2 separate regions of the Homo sapiens genome follow, and region 2 is linked to region 1. The links are chromatin contacts, found by Hi-C or POLR2A ChIA-PET in ENCODE. All regions are on one chromosome and are shown on one strand. Each heading gives the region's core, a stretch centred on a gene start or an enhancer-like site at or near the end of the contact. The rest is flanking DNA. Distances are from core to core; before and after follow the strand shown.

Evidence for each region. Hi-C counts contacts between places; a loop is a spot of excess contacts on that map. ChIA-PET counts read pairs that join two places held with the same protein, here RNA polymerase II (POLR2A). Pooled maps may share reads with other maps.
Region 2: a loop to region 1 is called in a map with no recorded cell type, with 19 times the contacts of the local background. The contact joins two enhancer-like sites. A Hi-C loop is called at or near these places in 4 of 37 single-sample maps with no recorded cell type and 4 of 50 pooled maps. POLR2A ChIA-PET finds 5 or more read pairs at or near these places in 1 of 52 experiments (H1).

Annotation. Positions count from the first base shown.
Region 1 is chr21:31,768,545-31,774,384 of GRCh38, reverse strand. No RefSeq gene overlaps it. Among named protein-coding and RNA genes, the nearest start is that of SCAF4, 39 kb to the right of the region's middle. RefSeq lists an enhancer at 1,272-1,561. Within about 2 kb of position 1,629, at least 3 of the 41 ENCODE cell types and tissues checked have a DNase peak (open chromatin) inside an H3K27ac peak, as active enhancers do.
Region 2 is chr21:31,323,131-31,329,413 of GRCh38, reverse strand. The region is part of intron 2 of TIAM1 (TIAM Rac1 associated GEF 1); the gene reads left to right. Among named protein-coding and RNA genes, the nearest start is that of TIAM1, 18 kb to the left of the region's middle. RefSeq lists a silencer at 1-14. Within about 2 kb of position 2,378, at least 3 of the 41 ENCODE cell types and tissues checked have a DNase peak (open chromatin) inside an H3K27ac peak, as active enhancers do.

The DNA of each region.
Region 1 (5,840 bases), core at 380-2,879:
TGTCACCCAGGCTGGAGTGTAGTGGCGCAATCTCAGCTCACTGTAGCCACTACCTTCCAGGATGAAGCCATCCTCCCACCCCAGCCTCCCAAGTAGCTGGGACTACAGACCCATGACATCACTCCTGGCTAATTCATAGAGATGGGGTGTCCTATATTGCCCAAGCTGGTCTTGAACTCCTGGGCTCAAGCAATCTGCCTACTTCAGCCTCCCAAAATGTTGGGATTAAAGATGTGAGCCACCATGCCTGGTGTAAGAAATGGATCTACCAAGTTCAGGCTATTTTGTAATAATTTTCATTGTGTATGTGTGGTTTTTGGTTTTGCTTTTTGCTTTTTGGGTTTGTTTTTTTTTTTTTTTGAGTCAGAGTCTTGCTCTGTTGCCCAGGCTGGAGTCCAGTGACACAATCATAACTCACTGCAACCTCAAACTCCTGGGCTCAAGCAATTCTCCCACCTCAGCCTCCCAAGTAGCTAGGACTACAAGTGTGCACCACCATGCCCAGCTAATTTTTAAATTTTTTTGTAGAAGTTGAGGGGTGGGGGGTTGGGGGGGGGCTCTCACTGTGTTGCTCAGGCTCGTCTTGAACTTCTGGCCTCAAGCAATCCTCCTGCCTTAGCCTCCTGAAGCCCTGAGATAACAAGCATGAGCCACCACACCTGGCTAATTTTTAGTTGTTTAGACTGTCTTGTCCTCAAGGCAACAATCTATTGCAGCTGATTCACGAGGCTCACACCTTTGTAAGTTTTGTGATAATAACTGAGGGCCAGGTTGCAGCCTGAGGCTTCTTGGGTCTGGCTTCCTGTCCTTTCCACAGGTCCTAGGTGCCTCTCCCACCATGCACAAGGCCCTGATCCAGTCCTAGGACAGTTGGCTAAAGAGCCTGTCAGCTAATGCTCAGCCTTTTCCAGCTGTTTACCCCATTTTTCTCATGTGTTGACTAACACTTCCTGCCCCCAAAACCTGTCAGCTCCAAGATGTACTCCACAATCGTTCTGTCTCCCATCTGTCCATCTGGGGCCCAGGGGACACAGCAAGAGTCTCAAAAGGCCCATTTGCATCTCACCCACATCAGTAGAGCAAAAAGGGGGCATTGCTGTAATAAAGAAATAATTGAAGGTAGAAAGTGCTAAAGCAAAAGGGGAAAGGAAGATTATCCAAATGCAACTAAATATAGATTCTACTGTGGGTCATGTTGCTGAGGTGCAGACATTTACAGCAGGTGTTCAGTTTTGCTTAACGCAAGACTCTTTGCAATCATTTTTAAGTAGTACAGTGAAAGGGCCCTTAGGGAAAGAGCTCCCCTTGTTCTCACTTTGCAGATGTAGAGGCCTGAGAAGCAGGGAGGTGAAGTAGTTCACCCACGATCCCACAGCTGCTAAGTGCCAGGGCTAGGACTCCATCCCAGGGCTTGGGACAGTCAAACAGGGCCTCTTTCAACAAGCCCGTATTGTCTCTCAGCAAAGATCTATAAAAAGCTGGATGATAATAAAATAAGCTTATGCAACACTTTTGCCTAATGCAAATTAAGAAATTGATTTCAGGAACAGAAACTTGGGTAGGGTTTGCCCACATACAAACAACACTAAAGAGAAAGTTGACTACTTAAAATAGAAGACACTGTTCTCTCATGTGACTGAAAGGATTATTTCTATTCTGAAAAACTGAGAGGTTGCCTGTCATAAAGTCGTGTCCTCAAATTCAGAAACTTTAAAGTTTAATGCGGCCCAACGCATTGACTCACACCTGTAATTCCAACACTGGGAGTCCAAGGTGGGAGCTTGAGCCCAGAAGTTCGAGACCAGCCTAGGCAACATGGCAAGACACCGTCTCTACAAAAAAAATTTTTTTTAATTAGCTAGGCGTGGTGGCACATGCCTGTAGCCCAAGCTACTTGGGAGGCTAAGGCAGGAGGACCCCTTGAGCCCAAAAAGTCAAGGTTGCAGTAAGCCATGATCACACCACTGCAACCCAGCATGGGTGACAGAGTGAGACCCTGTCTCAAAAATTAAAGTTTAAAAATAAAGTTTTTTAAATAAAAAAAAAAAGTCTGGCCAGGAGCGGTGGCTCACACGTATAATCCTAGCACTTTGCGAGGCCGTGGTGGATGGATCACTTGAGCTTAGGAGTTCAAGACTAGCCTGAGTAACATGGCGAGACCCCATCTCTACAAAAAAATACAAAAAAAATTAGCCAGGCATGGTGGCACACACCTGTAGTCCCAGCTACTCAGGAGGCTGAGTTGGGAGGATCTGACCTCTTGAGTCCTGGAGGTCTAGGCTGCAGTGAGCCAAGATTGCACCACTGCAGTCCAGCCTGGGTGACAAAGTGAGACCCTGTATCAAAAAATATATATACATATATATATAAATGTTTAAAAGCCTAATGTAAGTGTCTCCAGTATACTGTAAGTAAAGTGACTTGTGTTTGTGAATTTAATCACTTGCAAAACACATAGTCATTCTCTCACTTGTCTTTACAATAACTCTGTGAGGAGCTGAGCATCAATCAGTGTCATCATTATCTCCATTCCACAAATAAGGAGATGGCGGCTCAGAGAAACTAAATGAATTCTCAATATCATGCAGCTGAACCTTGAACCTCAGGCTGCTGAATTCTTTTTATAAGGTATGGTAGAAGGGAATTCAAGCTCGAAGTCAGGAAGACGGATATGAGTCCTGACTTGGCCACTTACTTGGTCTCTGTCATTGAACAACTTATTTACCGCACAGAGCCTCAGCTGATGCATCTGTAAAATAGGGAGAATCACACCTGTGTGGTAGCTTTTATGAGTATTCAATGAAGCAATGTATGAAAAGCATCAAGGTCAGTGCCTGGCACAAACCAGGTTCTCAGACAAGTAATCCTTGCTATTGCTGATATATACAGCTTCTATTATACTATTTTGCAGCTTTTCCAGCTAGTCACGGCACAATACATGACTTAAAGACACAAAAGGGAGACTTCCTTTCCTCTGATCTCACTCCCTGATTCACTGGCCTGGCTTCTTATAAAGAAAGGTCTTGGCCTGGTTTAAGCAGAAATTCATTTACCAAAAGAATTAGTTGATGAAGGCCAGGCGCGGTGGTTCACGCCTGTAATCCCAGCACTTTGTGAGGCCGAGGCAGGCAGATCATGAGGTCAGGAGATCGAGACCATCCTGGCTAACATGGTGAAACCCCGTCTCTACTAAAAATACAAAAAATTAGCTGGGCGTGGTGGCGGGCGCCTGTAGTCCCAGCTACTTCGGAGGCTGAGGCAGGAGAATGGCGTGAACCTGGGAGGCGGAGCTTGCAGTGAGCCGACGTGCGCCACTATACTCCAGCCTAGGTGACAGAGCGAGACTCCGTCTCAAAAAAAAAAAAAAAAAAAGAATTAGTTGATGAGGTCACCAGTAAATGTAAAGCATTTCATTTATTCACACAATAAATGTTAATAAAGAGTGTACTATAACCCAAGCTTTAGGGAGACCATGTAGCACTTGGTAGGCACAGTCCCAGGCCTCAGGGAGCTGAAGTGATGGGGAAGGCAAACATCAAGCAAGTCACTGGCACCACCAACGTGATTCAGACACGTCTGATCACCCCCGATCACCTGGCATTTTCAGGGCTTAGAATCAGTAAACAAATAGAAACTCCTTAGTTCCCTGCTTTCTCCACTTCTCTGCAAATCATCACCAATTAAGTGCGCATTCAATAAAAGCAGAGAAAAACATTAAGTCCTTAGTGATTCCCATCACTGCTGCCCACATTTCATTGCTGAGAACTAATCACATGACCATAACTGGGCATGAAGAGGGTTGAGAAAATAGCCCTTGACTGGGCTGTCACTTTCCATGCTAGGAAAGGGAGGATGCATTTTTGGTAGCCAAATGGCATATACTTGGGAAAGACCATTGTGACTTTTCTGCCACAGCCAGAAAGAAGGCCAAACATATCAGCAATCCTAACACCTAATGAAAAGAACACAGGAAAGATGGAAAAGACATCGAAAAAGGCATGCTAGGCCGGGCGCAGTGGCTCACACCTATAATCCCAGAACTTTGGGAGGCTGAGGCAGGTGGATGACCTGAGGTCAAGGGTTCGAGACCAGCCTGACCAACACGGCGAAACCCCATCTCTATTAAAAATACAAAAATTATGTAATCTCAGCTACTCGGGAGGCTGAGGCAGGACAATCGCTTGAACCTGGGAGACGGAGGTTGCAATGAGCTGAGATCGCACCATTGCACTCCAGCCCAGGTGACAGTGTGAGACTCCGTCTCAAAAAAAAAAAAAAAAAAAACACAAAAATTAGGCCAGACACGGTAGCTCACGCCTGTAATCCCAGCACTTTGGAAGGCCGGGGCGGGCGGATCACCTGAGGTAGGGAGTTCGAGACCAGCTTGACCAACGTGGAGAAACCCTGTCACTACTAAAAATACAAAATTAGCTGGGTGTGGTGGTGCATGCCTGTAATCTCAGCTACTTGGGAGGCTGAGGTAGGAGAATCGCTTGAACCCAGGAGGCAGAGGTTGCAGTGAGCCAAGATCATGCCATTGCACTCCAGCCTGGGCAACAAGAGCAAAGCTCTGTTTCAAAAAATAAATAAATAAATACAAAAATACAAAAATCAGTCAGGCATGCTGGTGCAGGCCTGTGGTCGCAGCTACTCAGGAGGCTGAGGTGGAAGGACCACTTGGGCCTGGGAGGCAGGGAGGTTGCAGTTAACCAAGATTGTGCCACTGCACTCCAGCCTGGATGACAGACAGGCTGCACTCCAGCCTGGATGACACTGCACTCCAGCCTGGATGACAAAAAAAGAAAATAAAAGAAAAAGGCATGCCAGGTATATATTAATAGTAGTCATCTCACACAAAATAAAATTCAAAATGAAAAGCATTAAAAGAATATATCATAATTATAACATTATAATCCACAAAAATATGAATCATAAACATTTATGTACCTACAACCTTGGCCTCAAAATCTGTAAGTAAGACAAGCCCTGATAGAAATGCAAGGAATCACTGGTAAGTCCCCATCATGGGTGGCTTTAAATACATTTCTCAAAAACAGGCTGATCAACTACTACCCAAATGAATATGTCTTAAGAAGTCCTGGCTGACAAAACTAACATTTATAACTTCATAGGCATATGGAGAGAAACAAGTTTTTATCCAACAGACATTACACATTTTTTTCCAACTCTCATGAGACATTCTCTGAATGTATTAAACCACAAAGAAAATCACAACAAATCCCCAATAGTAAAACTGTGACAGCATACATTCATGAACTATAATGGAATAAAATTAGAAAATAATAAAAGATGGATAACAAACAAAAATCTATCCTCTTGGATATTTTAAAACATTCCACTAAATAAGTCTTAGGTTTGACAGGAAATAAGCACAGAAATTACAAGCCATTTAGAACTGAATCACAGTAAGAGCTGTCCATGGATATCAAGGCCCTTGGGACACGCTAAGACAGCACTCACAGGGAAAATACATAGCCTTATGTGCATGTGACAGAAAATAAGAAATGTTGAAAATAAATGAATCAACCAAGATTTCAACTCAAGAAGCTTGGCAGGGGATGGAGAGAGACAAAATAAACCTGAAGAAAGTTGAAGGAATGAATTAAGAAAGATAAGAGTAGAAATTAATAAAAATAGAAAATAAAGAGGTGATAGCATGTGGTGACTGGTTTTTCAGATGCTGGCAAGGTTGCAGAGAAAAGGAAACACTTATACACTGTTGGTGGGAGTGTAAATTAGTTCAACCATTGTGGAAAACAGTGTGGCGATTTCTCAAAGACCTAAAAGCAGAAATACCAATTGACCCAGCAATCCCATTA
Region 2 (6,283 bases), core at 1,129-3,628, 450 kb after region 1:
GACTGTGTGCACAGGCACCTTAGCACGAAAGTGAGCAGTTACGAGGATTTTTCTGGGAGCCGACCTCAGCGTTTCTTCTTGCGGGTTGTCTTTGACTTTTGAAGTCAGCATCTGTGTGTTCACTGCGTTCACGTGCTCAGTTGCAGGTAGTAAGGAGACAATAGGGCAGAAGGCTGGGAAGCATCCTTACCCTCAGGGAACTGACATTCTGGATACAGACAATATCAAGAGATGTTGTCCCTGCGTATTTGTGGGGGGTTCGTTCCAGGACATCCCCTCCCTGCCCTGAGGACACCAAAATCCATAGATGCTTAATCTCTTTTGGAAAATGGCATAGCATTTGCATATAATTTAGGCACATCCTTCCACACATTTGAAATCATCTCCGGATACCTAAAACAAAATAAATGCTAGGTAATAGTTGTTATACTGTATTGTTTAGGGAATGATGACAAGAAAAAATGTCTGGGCTGGGTATGGTAGCTCACACCTGTAATTCCAGCACTTTGGGAGGCCAAGGCAGGAATATCACTTGAGCCTGGGAGTTCGAGACCAGTCTGAGCAACATAGCGAGACCCCATCTCTACAAAAAATAGAAAAATTCACCACAGGTTATCACTCATAAGTGGGAGCTGATCAATGAGAACACATGGACACAGGGAGGGGAGCATCACACACCTGGGCCTGTCGGGGGGTGGGGGTCAAGGGGAGGGAGAGCATTAGGACAAATACCTAATGCATGCGGGCCTTAAAACCTAGATGACGGGTTGATCGGTGCAGCAAACCACCATGGCACATGTATACCTGTGTAACCAACCTGCACGTTCTGCACATGTATCCCAGAACTTAGAGCAAAATAAAAAAAAAAAATAATAATAAGCCAGTCGTGGTGCCGTGTGCCTGTGTTCCCAGCTACTCAGGAGGCTGAGGTGGGAGGATCATGTGAGCCTAGGAAGCTGAGGCTGCAGTGAGCCGTGATTGTGCTGCTGCTTTCCAGCCTGGGCGACAGAGTGACACCTTGTCTCAAAAAATAAAATAAAATATGTACGTGTTAAGTACAGGCACAATCATTTCTTGATTTATTTTGAATATTTTTGATCTACGGTTGGTTGAGTCCACAGATATGGAAGCCATGGATACTGAACCCGTGGATAGGGAATGGCGACTGTAGTTACAACATGTACCATGTGGGAAGGTGATTGTTACAGTGGAGGCCCTTGAAGCAAGGAAGTGTTGGGTGTTTGAGCTTTTGAACATAGGGGAGTTAGGAAGGCCCCACTGCATGGGTGACATTGGAGCCAAGATGGCAAGGGGTTGAGGAAGCGAGCCCTGTGCTGACAGAGGGAGCATCGAGGCAGAGGGCAGAGGGCTGGGCTGGGCATGTTGGAAGTTTGGGTGGAAAGAGCAAAGTGGGAGAGCCAAGGAGATGAAGACAGAGGAGGGTCGTCAGGGCAGGGTCTGCGGGACTGCTGGTGAGATGGGAAGCCTTTGAGGGTTGTGGATAGGACTAGGGAGACACGATCTGGTTTAGGTCCATAGGTTCTCCCTGACAGCTGCGTTGGGAGGAGACTACGCACCATTTCATGTGGACCATGGTTCTCAGTAAGCCTGTGTTTGGGCATCGATTAGACTTTCTTATTGCTCACACAGTCTGGATCCTACTGGTGCAGGGTGATGGTGGGGTGGTCTTTATTTTTGCAATTTCTCTAGGCACAAATCTTTTTTCTTCTTTTCTGTTTTCTTTTCTTTCCTTTTTTTTTTTTTTTTTTTGAGATGGCGGCGTTTCACTCTGTTGCCCAGGCTGGAGTGCAGTGGCACATCTCAGCTCACTGCAACCTCTGCCTCTCCTGGGTTCAAGCGATTCTCATGCCTCAGCCTCCCAAGTAGCTGGGATCACAGGTGTGCATCACCACACCAGGCTAATTTTTTCTATTTTTAGTAGAGATGGGTTTTGCTATGTTGGCCAGATTGGTCTCGAACTCCTGACCTCAAATGATCTGCCCACCTCAGCCTCCCAAAGTGTTGAGATTACAGGCATGAGCCACTGCGCCCAGCCCACAGATCTCTTTCTTTATAGAAGATGAAGAAAGGGACTTTTTATCCTATAAGGGTACTTAGCTGATGAATTCTAGAATGAGTTCAAGCGTGGCTAAAAAATGCTTGAAGATAATTTCGGGTTCTCTGCAGCCCAGTGTTTCATTTACCTTCCAAACAGAAAGCTCCTCCTCCCTGCACATGCTCTGTGTTGCCCCCTTGCCTTGCCTGTGAGCAGATTCGACCGTCTTTTCCATTGATCACTTCCCTTTTTGGCTCAGGCTGCTCCTCTGGGGTTTTAGTTCTGAAATAAGTGAACCATTTGTCATATCTGCTTCCTTCTCACTGGAGCCGCATGTTAAATCGCGGCCGGAACACATCTGTCAGATCTCTGAGCTTTTCAAAAATGCAAACCTGAACGTTTTGGCATATGACCCTGTTAGCCTGTTTTAAGTGGCGTGTGGTAAACTTGCCCACAGATGTTAGTATACCCGTCTACTTTGAACAAAATAATAATAACTTTCACATCTGGTCCTCTTTTCATCTAGGGATCTTAAAACCCCAAGTGCACATTAGTTAAACCTCACATCACTGGAAGGTAGGGAAGGGATGGAGGGCAATCGCTTTAATCACCACTGCAAGAAACTTAGGGGGATTGCCCCTGGGTAACAAATGCCTTTCATCTAGCATCTTAAATACTTCCCGAGTATTACCTGGTGGGAAGTGTATGATCACGCACATCTGCAGGGCGTGGGGAATACCCTGAGATACTAGGGACTTGCCCTATCTTTTTGTTGTTGTCATTGCAGAAGCCTTCTTTCTTTCCAGTTCATGGGCTTTTACCACTTAATATGGATTATTTGGAGTCTGATGGTGTGCACTGAAGGATGGTATTGTTAACTGGTAAAGCTGTTTGGTTTTCTTTCTATCTTTTTAGTTTGGGATACAGATAGGCAGGAAGTTCCTTTGAAAATTTCAGCTGCCTTCCAAGCTGGTCACTGGGGATTCTCCATGAATGCCATAGTACTCCCCTTCCCTCTAAGAGTCTCTTCCCAGAAAGTCTCTCAGGTGAGCTGGGACAACAGGAAGACAGGAGAGGACCATAACTTTGATCAGAGGACAGAGTGGCAGCTGCTCAACTCCATTCCTAGAGAATGGGGCATTCTATAAGAAAAATGGAACAGAACAAAACCAAACAAAATCAGGACATGTCATTAATAGGTGAGGAATTCAGTGGCTCACCTGCGGGAGGGGAGTTGGGGTCTCGCTGGGGTCAGGGTGTTCAGATGCACAGCAGTTTTGCTCCAGGGGGACTCTGCCTGACAGTGGAAAAGCAGAGGCCTCAGCAGGGTCTGGAGGGTCTGGAGGGCGTGAGAAACACGGTTGGTTTGCAAAGGGATGCTCTTCTTCAATTTTAAATGTAATGTCTTTAGCTCCATTTTAAACAATTTCTAAATGCCAGTGTGTAGTATATCTACTGCTTTTATTCGCAGTTGCATGTGAAAGTAAACAGTAAAGGGGAAAAATATTGAAAAGTGTGGGTTCTTCAATGCCCCCTCCGTGTGACACCTCTTAACTCACTGATGGCTGGTTTCTTTCCAGCTTTTTGACTTAAAAGGTAGAAATGTATCTATATTTCCCCAGATACATGATGAATATTTATGTTATTTTAGATGAACCTTCTTCTGTATACATTCTTTTTTTTTTTTTTTGAGTCAGAGTCTTGCTCTGTCGCCCAGGCTGGAGTGCAGTGGTGCCATCTTGGCTCACTGCAACCTCTGCATCCCGGGTTCAAGTGTTTCTCATGCCTCAGCTTCCCGAGTAGCTGGGATTACAGGTGAGCGCCACTACACCTGGCTAATTATTTTATTTTTAGTAAAGACAGGGTTTTGCCGTGTTGGCCAGGCTGGTCTCGAACTCCTGACCTCAAGTGATCCACCTGCCTCGGCATCCCAAAGTGCTGGGATTATAGGCATGAGCCACTGCACCTGGCCCCTTCTGAGTAAATTCTAAAAACATACTCTATGAGAATGTATCTTTCCATGATTCTTCTCTAGTAGTATGAAACTAAAAACTAATTTTTTTTTTTTTTTGAGACAGGGCCTCCCTCTGTCACCCAGGCTAGAGTGCAGTGGCATGATTGATCACAGCTTACCGCACCTCCACCTCCTAGGCTCAAGTGGTCTTCCTACCTCTGCCTCCTGAGTAGGTGGGACTACGGCTGCACACCACCATTCCTGGCTAATTTTTGTATTTTTTTTTTGTAGAGATGGGGTCTTGCCATGTTGTCCAGGCTGGTCTCGAACTCCTGGGCTCAAGTGATCTGCCTGCCTCGGCCTCCCAAAGTGCTGGGATTACAGGTGTGAGCCACCGTGCCTGGCCTGTAAAAAAATACTTCTGTTCTTTCCTTTGGTTATTACAGTGTTGGTGTACTCATTGTTTACCCTTGTGGTCCTACTGAGGGATGCTGGTATGGAGTAGGTATTCACCATTTCCCTGTACTTTGGGGGCAGTACAGGGAAACATTACCAAAATATTTCTTAAACATTTTTGAAATACTTAAAGAAATGATTTTGTTGTTTGGAAACCAAATCAAGCCAAAATCTTTGTCTCCAGCCTGAATGTCACATATTCTAGTTGGGCAGTTAATCTCTTTGCTTTTGGCAATGTTAGGGGCCCTGTGGATGGAATCCTAGAATTCAGAGGTAGGCTAGAGGCAGCTGTCTGAAAGGTTACAGGCAGAAAAGATGGCTGAGAGCAGCACTGTGGGAATAAAAATCACTAGCTCCATCACTTACAGGCTGTGTGGCCTTGGATAAGTTGCCTGAGTTCTCTGTGCTTTGGATTCTTCATTTATAAATGGGGACAAGTACTTTCCTGATAGAATTGTCAGAAAATTAAGAAACTTCTTCAGCGTCTGACTTACAGTAGGTCCTCTACAAGTGTCAATTACTATTACTGTTGTTATCACCATCATGGACAGCATCCCTCTGCCCATAAGCAGGCACCAAATAAAATTTTTTTTTTGAGACAGAGTTTCTCTCCGTCGCCCAGGCTGGAGTGCAGTGGTGCCATCTAAGCTCACTGCAACCTCCGCCTCCCAGGTTCAAGTGATTCTCCTTTACAGTATCCACCCACAGTCTGTCCACTGAATTGAGTTATTGTTGAATGTTGGGTCCCAAACGCAATGAATTAAACTTTTCCACGCACGCAGTCATTGTTCTGTTTTTAAGGGGGTCAAGCGGCCATTACTGTACCCACCATTACAGTATCATTCAGAATAGTTTCACTGCCCTAAAATCCTCTGTGCTCCACCAATTCTTCCCTTTTCTTGCTAATTCCAGGAAGTCACTGATTTTTTTTTTTTTTTTTGAGACAGGGTCTTGCTCCGTTGCCCAGGCTGGAATGAAGTGGTGTGATCATAGCTCACTGTAGCCTTGAACTCCTGGGTTCCAGTGATCCTCCCACCTCAGCCACCTGAGTAGCTGGGACTACAAGCACACACCACCACACCCAGCTAATTTTTAAATTTTTGTGTGTTTCTTTTTGGAGACAGAGTCCCACTCTGTCACCCAGACTGGAGTGCAATGGCGCGATCCCGGCTCACTGCAACCTCTGCCTCCCGGGCTCTAGCGATTCTCCTGCCTTAGCCTCCCAAGTAGCTGGGATTACAGGCCCGCACCACCATACCCAGCTAATTTTTTTATTTTTAGTAGAGACGGGGTTTTGTCATGTTGGCCAGGCTGGTCTCAAACTCCTGACCTCAGGTGATCCACCCGCCTCGGCCTCCCAAAGTGCTGGGGTTACAGGCATGAGCCATCACACCCAGCCTAATTTTTAAATTTTTTATAGAGATGGTGCCAGGTTGGTCTTGAACTCCAGGGCTGAAGTGATTCGCCCACGTTGGCCTCCCAAAGTGGCTGGGATTACAGGCATGAGCCACTGCGCCTGGCCTACCACTGATGTCTCTAAATAGTTTTGTTTTTTCTGGAACGTCATATACTTGGAATCCTACAATGTGTAGTCTTTTCAGACTGGTTTAGCACCACTTTTTTTATGGCTTCATGCACTTTCTTTCTTTTTTTTTTTTTTGAATCAAAGTCTCGCTCTGTTGCCCAGGCTGGAGTACAGTGGCGTGATCTTGGCTCACTGCAAGCTCCGCCTCCCGGGTTCAAGCAATTCTCCTGCCTCAGCCTCCCGAGTAGCTGGGACTACAGGCGGGCACCACCATGACCTGCTAATTTTTGTA